Linked DNA regions of Mus musculus: region 1 is linked to region 2. The links are chromatin loops, found by intact Hi-C in ENCODE. Cell type or tissue: gastrocnemius. All regions are shown on one strand. Each heading gives the region's core, and the rest is flanking DNA. Links, peaks and the distances in the headings are about the cores only. Region 1 has its middle 4.1 kb from the start of Gm30078. Region 2 overlaps Mm2pr (macrophage M2 polarization regulator).

The links. Hi-C counts contacts between places; a loop is a spot of excess contacts. Peaks named below come from ENCODE experiments on the same cell type or tissue, not always from the same donor. Only the 100,000 strongest peaks of a DNase experiment are listed, where the experiment ranks them.
Region 1: it touches region 2 in a loop (2.7-fold over the local background); 1 of 42 quality-filtered maps calls a loop at or near these places.

Annotation. Positions count from the first base shown.
Region 1 is chr5:149,069,677-149,074,070 of GRCm38, reverse strand. No RefSeq gene overlaps it. Among named protein-coding and RNA genes, the nearest start is that of Gm30078, 4.1 kb to the right of the region's middle. In gastrocnemius, for the core only: a CTCF peak has its summit at 2,295 (motif pointing right); a DNase peak (open chromatin) is centred at 281.
Region 2 is chr5:149,134,621-149,139,014 of GRCm38, reverse strand. All of the region lies in intron 1 of Mm2pr (macrophage M2 polarization regulator), which reads left to right. Among named protein-coding and RNA genes, the nearest start is that of Gm42788, 7.4 kb to the left of the region's middle. In gastrocnemius, for the core only: no CTCF peak of the experiment used is centred there; a DNase peak (open chromatin) is centred at 1,857.

The sequences.
Region 1 (4,394 bases), core at 132-4,131, 65 kb after region 2:
GCTCTTTTTAAAAGATAGGCAGGGTCTGTGGAGACAAACCTCCCCAAATCCATTCTTCTGCCTGAGAGACGACTGTTGATTTTCTTAGTTGCTATTTTCCCCCTGGCGTGTTGAAAGAAATGCCTTTTGGTGTTTGGAGTTGAGAGGGAAAAATACGTGTTCCCCAAAGCCATCAGCTCCAATAAATCCCAAGGACTTGGATGCTTTGGTCACCAAGTATACAAAGCAGGAGCCAGACCTGGGGGCGGGAGAAAGCTGCAACCTGGCCCCACAGCCTGGATGAGAGCCATCAGGGTTTGGATGCAGATGACACAGGGCAGCAGATTCTTTCTGGGTTCTGTGGCTGACTCGGCTCATTCTGAGTTCTACCAGCTCCAGCCTGGGAGCCCCCTCCCGCTCACCCTTCCCGTTAGGCTGGGGGATTTTTATGCATGTCTAAACTGGTTTTATCTGAGTCTGAAACCTAGGTAGAATTCTTTGAATCCAATAACATATTTTAAATTCAAAGTGAATATTCTACCCAAGAAAAGCAGCGCATTTAGGGAGTTTATGGTTTTTGGTTTTTTTAAAAAAATATCTGATATGCAGGAAAAACTGTATTTTATCCTCAGAAACCATTGCTGTTGCTGCACATATGACATCATGTAGAAAGCTATTGTGGGGCATGCTGTTATTCTAGAATTTGGGGGTTCGAGGCCAGTCTCAGCTACATACAGGCCTCAGAACCAGCCGAGGCTATACAGTGATGCCTTGCCTCAAAGCACCAAGAACTGAGGGACTGGAGAGAAGGCTCGGCTGCTAAGAGCGCTGGCTGCTTTCACAAAGGACCCAGGTTCAGTTCCCAGCAGCACGTGGTGGCTCACAACCACCTCTAACTCCAGCTCCAGGGGATCCAATGCTCTCTCCTGACTACACTGGGTCGCAGACAGGCAGAGTCGTGTCAGCAAATGCTCATACACGTAGAATTAAACAAATCTGCTTTTGGAAAAAAAATTAAGGGGTGGACAGTTGGCTCGACTCTGAAGAGCACCTGCTGCTCTTGCGGAGGACCAGGGTTCCATTCCCAGAGACCACCTGTTGGCTCTCAGCCATCTGTGACTCCAACCCCAGAAGATCTGATGGACTTTTTGTTTGTTTGTTTGTTTGTTTTGGGTTTTTGGGATAAGGTTTCTCTGTGTAGCCCTGGCCTGATGCCCCCTTATGACCTCCATGGACAGCAGCCACATACGGGGTGTGTGTGTGTGTGTGTGTGTGTGTGTGTATACACACATACACACACACACACATATATATATATATATATATATATATATATATATATATATATATATATATATACACACACACACACATATATATACACACACACATATACATATATATATATATATATATATATATATACATACACACATACATATATACACAGACACACACATACATACACACAACATTCAGGCAAAATGCTCATGGCTATAAAATATTAAATAATACATCTAAGTTTTTTATTAAATTTTTTTAAAATTAAAAGACAAACCCAAGAATTCAGTGACAGCACTTGACCATCACATGTAAAGTCCTGAGTTCACTCTCCAGCATGGAAAAGGAGCCTGCTGTTGCTGTTTGGAATGTAAAGAGTTCTAATAAGATACATGAAAGGACCCAAATGCGTTCACAAACTTATAAACGAGAACATTCCACACAACAAAAAGTCCCTCCCCAAAGAAGGAAGGAAGGAAGGAAGGAAAGAAAGAAAGAAAGAAAGAAAGAAAGAAAGAAAGAAAGAAAGAAAGAAATTAAAGCAACAGTTTGTAAAGACACTGCTCCAGATCGTTTGGAGAGAAACCAACTTGATAAAATTCACCTCTGTGCAGTTGCTGACAACAACTGTTCTCAACCTGCAAAAGTTAAGGCACAAAGCTATGTTTTGTTCCATGTCCCTACAACCATTGATAGTCCATGAAGAGAAGGGAATTCTAGACATATTTGTTGATTTTCACTTGTCTCTTGATTTTCATATTTCAATTTTTGTTTATGTTAATTCGATGTCTTTTGTCTTCTTGTAGACCTAATTTTTTTTAAAGATTTATTTATTTCATTTATACACTTAGCTGTCCTCAGACACACCAGAAGAGGGCATCGGATCCCATTACAGATAGCTGTGAGCCATCATGTGGTTGCTGGGAGTTGAACCCAGGACCTCTGGAAGAGCAGCCATTGCTCTTAACTGCTGAGCCATCTCTCCAGCCCCTGTAGACCTAATTTTTAAGCTCTGTTTTCTACATTTGTGTGCCTGGTGGTATGTTCATATCCCTGCAGTTGCCTGAGGAGGCCAGGAGAGGGCATCAGATCTGCCAGAACTAGAGCTAACAGGTGATTGTAAGCCGCCATGTGTGTGCTGAGACTAGAACCCAGATCCTTTAAAGATCAGTGGATTGCCAGGCAGTGGCGGAGAATGCTGCCTTTAATCCCAGCACTGAGGAGGCAGAGGCAGGCGGATCTCTGTGAGTTTGAGGACCGCCTGATCTACAGAGTGTGTTTCAGGGCAACAAAGGCTACAGAGAGACACCCTGTCCCCCCAAAAAAGAAAACGAAAGCAAACAAACAAAAAACAAACCAAATTGAAGATCAAGCAATGCAATGGGTTGTCACAACAAAACAGTTAAAAATCACTTTTACTGTCATTAGTAGCTATTGTAAAGAGAGCCAGATCTGGTGGCACATGCCTTTAATCTTAGCACATGGATGACAGAGGCATTCTACCGGCCATACCACCCCGAATGTACCCAATCTCGTCTGATCTCGGAGGACAGAGGCAGGTAGATTGAATTTCTTGAATGCAAGGCCAGCCTGGTCTCCCCATGAAATTCCAGGGCTTCACACGGAAAGGAAACCCTGTTTCAAAAAAGGAAGGAAGGAAGGGAGGGAGGAGGAGAAGAAGGGAAGGAGGGAGGGAGGGAGGGAGGGAGGGAGGGAGGGAGGGAGGGAGGGAGGGAGGGAGGGAACTAGAGACAAGAATACCGGCAGAACAAGCTATGTAAGATATTACTATGGGTCATAACGTGTGCAATGATAAGTTGTTATTACAAGACCCTAAGGGCCCTTGGAAAAGGGTAACCAAACATGACAGGAAATTCAAAACAAAGAGAAGGCTCACTGAGTTGACAATTGTAAAGGTCAAGGAGGGTCAAAGGGCAGATTGGACTTTAACATCCCCGGGACAGGGAAAGGATATTATAGTTCAAAGAAATACCCTGTCCAGGAACCAAAGACTGAAAAGTACCAAGTCCCCACTGGTGAAGGTTGAGGGTACAGGGGCGAGGGAAGCAAGAGAGGAGGTCTGTTGCATTATAGAGTTAGTTCTGAAGGCCTGGGGAAGGTTTTGTTGTTAATCTAAAAGCAAATGTTGTAATTAATCAAGTTTTAAAGCAGTAGGGTTATGTGTGGTAGAAAAATTATATCCGATTTTTAGAACTATTTAGTTTTTTGTCTGTTTTTTCTTTGCTAATTTATTATTATTATTATTATTATTATTATTATTATTATTATTAGACAAGGTCTTATTTTGAATCCAGGATCGTCTAGAACTCATTGTATGTAGCTCAGGCTGGCCTCTAACTCTGGAAATCCTCCTGCCTCAGCCTCCTGCGCCTGCTGGAGAATTAATCCAAGGTTTCCTGAACATTGTCAGGGCTGACAGGGCCAGAAGTATGGAACCAAGATTCTAAGCTGGGAATGTCTTATTTCAAGGGCCCTCTCTGACCACAGGGTACCCCAGGAGTCAGGCTGGAGAGCACAGACATTCAGCTGAGATTTACAGCTTGCCTGCCCTGGGGATTTTTCCTTTAAATGCTAATAAAATTGTCAAGCTTTAAAAAGAATAAAATAAAATTGAGGAAGGTCAAAGGGCTAGGAATATGGTAGAGAGGAAGAAAACTTGCTTGAGGCCCTGGGTTTAAGCCTCAATTTAAACTGGGGGAGGGTGTTTCTCTGTGTAGCTCTGTCTGTCCTGGAACTTGCTTTGCAGACCAGGCTGGCTTCCAACTCAGAGATCTGCCTGCCTCTGCCTCCCAAGTGCTGCATCTAAAGGCATGGCCACCACTGCCTGGCTCTTTAAAGATAACTTCTTGCCGGGTGGTGGTGGCGCACACCTTTAATCCCAGCACTTGGGAGGCAGAGGCAGGCGGATTTCTGAGTTTGAGGCCAGCCTGTTCTACAAAGTGAGTTCCAGGACAGCCAGGACTACACAGAGAAACCCTGTCTCGAAACAAACAAACAAACAAACAAACAAACAAAAAAGATAACTTCTTTATAACCTCTTTTTACCTTGTTTTGAGGCAAGGTCACACACACCCGAGGCTGGTTTCAAACTTGCTGTGTAATAGAGGATGCCC
Region 2 (4,394 bases), core at 199-4,198:
AATAAGGCCAAAACCTTCTCCAACAAGGCTACCTACTCATAGAAGGCCACTCCCTGGACCAAGCATACTCAAACCACCACAGTGAGTTATTGGCCTAATAAGAATCACATGTGAACGGAAGCTCAGTTCTGTGATTGCTAAGTAAAACCTAGACAACCTTCCAGACCTAGACACTCCCATCTCTTAAATAAGGTGGTCAATGTGAAGATGACTGACAGCCATGCCATGGGGTACCACAGCACCTAGCAGGACTGGAACTGTGTTCTTAATAGCCATCATCCCTAGACTGGATTTGTTTGGAGGCCATGGTACTTAGTGCTTTAGTTACCCAAAGTGCTGCCTACAATTTAATTCATTGTGCAGTAGGGTTGCTACAGCCAGTCTTACTGAATGGTCTGTATTGAGTTTAGAGTTACAGACTCTTAGGCACTCAGTTTCCACCATGCAAGGCAGCGTAGAACATAGTGTTATACCCTTGGGTCCATTTCATAAGGTGCAACCATGACTATGAGAAGGGTCCGAGCACGGCCTCAAAGACTGCAGAGGATCGCCGATAAAGTTCTTATAAATATGACTTTGGGAGTGCTGTCACTAGTGACCGTGACAGTGAAGTCTCAGGGAAACCTCTTACAACACAAGGGTTGGCTCATTGCTGTCAAAACCTGCTGAGAGCCACGGCCGCTGATTGTCTCTCCAGGCACCAGGCAGAGAACAGCATGCAGCAGCATTGATCAGTTCTCCACTATTAAAAAGCCAGCTGGAGAGATGGCTCAGTGGTTAAGAGCACTGACTGCTCTTCTGAAGGTCCTGAGTTCAAATCCCAGCAACCACATGGTGGCTTACAACCATCCATAATGAGATCTGACGCCCTCTTCTGGTGTAACTGATGCTATAGTGTACTTACATATAATAATAAATAAGTCTTTAAAATTATATTAAAAACAACCGAACTTAGTTTCCACAGCTAAAATATTTTGGCCACAATACATCTGTTACTAAAATAAACTTTTGTTTTGTCTTCTTTTGTTGAGATCCTATCTCCCTGTCCGTGGTTTGGGCTGGTCTACAGCTCACTGTGGTACCCCAGGCTGGCTTCAAACTGACAGCCATCCTTCAGCCTCATCCTTCCGAATGCTGGGATTACAGTTATGAGCCACCCTATCCGGCTTTGAAATAAATTCTTTATTGAGAAACTAGATAGGTTTGTAGTTACTCATTTAATTTTTACTACCTTGTAAATTAAAGGGCATTGTTAAAAGTAGGAAAGCAGCTAATAAAACGTAACCAAGTTGTTAATAACACACTGGACACACAAAACCCGTGGGCATATCTGAGCAGTGAGACTTCTTAATCTGCAGTTGGTCAGCCTCACGCTGTTGGAACACTGCCAATGGCAACAGGAAAAAGAAGATTCTGAGTTACTTTGCTTAGAACCTAAATACAGAATTATAGAAAAAAATAATAATTCTGTTAGTGTAACAGAAGAAAATGTTTCATTTATTACTAGCCAGGAAGTATCAGTGTTAGCCAGAGAGACCCTTCCAGAAATTAAATTTGTGGGGATTTTTCTGTAAGTAGAAAACTTCTAGATACCTCTAAGCACAAGGACCGGGCCATGGAGCAGACCTTTTAATCTCACACTTAACTGTCCTTGGAATGCTGGGCTGGTAGACTCCTTGCTGATGCAGGTGCTGGCTGGTGATGCCTTTTTATCTCCCAAACTGCACAGTCAGCATCCCGGGGCCCACTCCTATGTGGCCTTGTCATTATCACATGACCCAGCCCATCTCTGCTTTGCAGAGCCAATTCCTTGTGATTGGCTAGCCTTGTGCCTTTCTGGAAACTCGTGGGCTTGGCGCTAACCCAAGAGACCAAATGCTTCCTCCCTGGTACAGTGGTCACAGGCCAAGCTCTGCTCCTGCATGCTAGCAGTCAGCCCAGGACACTGTATCAACTTCAGTTTTATTCACTTATTTATTTGCCGCTGCTAGTGACCACATGTTAGGCATGCCCTGTGGCCCCACCTGCATCTTTACATGTGGGGGCTCTGTCATCACCTCTCCAAAGATGTGTCTCTAAGATTCCCAAGTCCTTTCACAGGTGTGCTTTGTTTTTCTCGCTCACTTTCCAGAAGTAGGTCATTTATACCTCTGTTAACTGACACTGCTCTTGGGAGGTGTTTATGACTACAAACACCTGCAGAAGAATTACTCTGATTCAGAAGTTTGTGTGCGAGTCAATATCAACTCCATTTTAAGGTAGATGATATGTAGATTTGTTTCTATGAATAAAGTATCAATCCCAGCACTTGGGAGGCTGAGACAGGAGGGTCATACATGAGACCCTGGTTACAAGAAGAAAATGAAACACTGAAAAAAATTGAAAGTGTAAAAGAAAAATTAAAATGAGCTGGGCACTGGTGGCTTAGACCTTGAATCCCAGCACTTGGGAGGCAGAGGAAAGAAGGTTTCTTGTCAGTTCGAGACCAGCCTGGTCTACACAGTGAGTTCTAGGACAGCCAAAACGACATAGTGAGACCATGTCTCAAAATGAAGCAAGACAAAAGAATATAAAGTATAAACTCATGGAGGTAATTACACTGACAGGCACATACACCCAGAGACCCCCCCCCACTTCTTATTTATTTATTTATTCATTTATTTATTTATTTATTTAATGTATGTGAGTACACTATTGCTCTCTTCTGAAACACCAGAAGAGGGCATTGGATCCCATTACAGATGGTTGTGAGACACCATATGGTTGCTGGGAATTGAACTCAGGACCTCTGGAAGAACAGTCAGTGCTCTTAACCACTGAGCTATCTCTCCAGCACCCCCTACTTCACCTTCTAATCATAACCCCCATACTCACCATGATGCTGGGAGCTATCTGCAGAGTAGCGGGGAGGGCTCCCTCTAGCTAGATACTGACAGTCTCGGGAACTCAGTATGAATTAGTTCCCAATGGGTCCCAAGCGTTTCCCTGTACTGCTGAGAACCTGCCACCAGTCACCAGCCTTGGCTGCTGTTCATCCTTGATGACAAACACTGGCTCTCTGCCTCCCGTTTCTAGAGCAACATGTTTACCTCTATGCACTGAGGCCACCTCTGCCCTACAAGCCCTTGCTGGGCTGACCTAGGTCCCTACTCCACATGTCCGTTGCTCCTCGGGCTTCAGTACTGTTGCCGCTCCTCCTCCTCTGTCCTGTGGCTCATTTTGTTACTTCCTTCACAGGGGGAAGAAAGGAATTGAGGCCAGCTCTTTCCCCAGGCCTCTTTACACGTAGAAATTTGCCTCCTCTACAGGCTCCTTTCTTCCCTGTTGTCTCTCAGGGGAAGATATTTACCTCACACAGCCTTTCGCAACTCTCCAGAAACATAGTTTCACCCACTGCCACACTTCCATTCTCTGATGGGTTAATGTCTTGCCCCGCATTTCCTTCTGGCCAATCAGCCTGACTCTCCTGATGAGTGCCTGCCATTTACTGTATTGCTTCTCTTAGAAATGATGTTCCTTCCTAAGTGAGAAGGATATATGCAAACTCCATTTTGCTGTTATTGTAATTTTTCCTTTGTAAACCACGCCATGTCCCTGCTTCCTAATTAGTGCCTGCTTGAAGGTTTCACCCCCTGCAGATCCACTGTGCTCCCCCCGCAAGAGAGGGCTCTTGCTAATGTTTCCCATTTCCCAACACAAAAAAGATAACGTTTTATCATTTTCTTACTTTGCGTCTCTGCAATGTGAGACCGTGGTATCGGCCAAGGCATACACCTCTTCTGATCTCCAAAAACCCTCTTCCTTCCTCCACCTCCCTCTACCTCAATCTAGTGTTTTCCTGGAAAGCCTGGTTGGAGGTCCCTCTTTCCTCTCCTTATTCAAGAAATGCTTGCTAATGTAGACCTTGGGGCTGCAGAGGGATGTATGGAATTCCCACTGTGCCCTGCCAAAGCTCACAGGACACAAGGAAAGAGAAACAGATCCAGGAAGAAAACATAACACACAATTGCTGTCTCTGACGAGTGCTGTGAGAGCCCAGGGGAGGTGCTTCTAGCCTTGCTGTCTGGGAACACCTGACATGCAGTGCGGGCACAGGCACGTGTGTCACTGCACACTGCCTTTCTGACTCTTTCCAATGAGAGATTTTAGTGAATGAATGCCTATCTGTCTTACTCACACTCTTAACTATTTAATAATCGTCACTCACAAGCCCTTCTACAATCTGCCCCTTCCAACTGGAGATATTTTTAGCCTTTTAATAATACACGGTCTCCTTAGCTTCCAATTAGTATCTGAGTAGAGACTTGAGCTTAGTACATATTCGCAATCGCTGAGTTTGCTTATCAAACCAGAGCAGGAGCAGATGGAACCCTACAGAATCCCAGGTACCCATC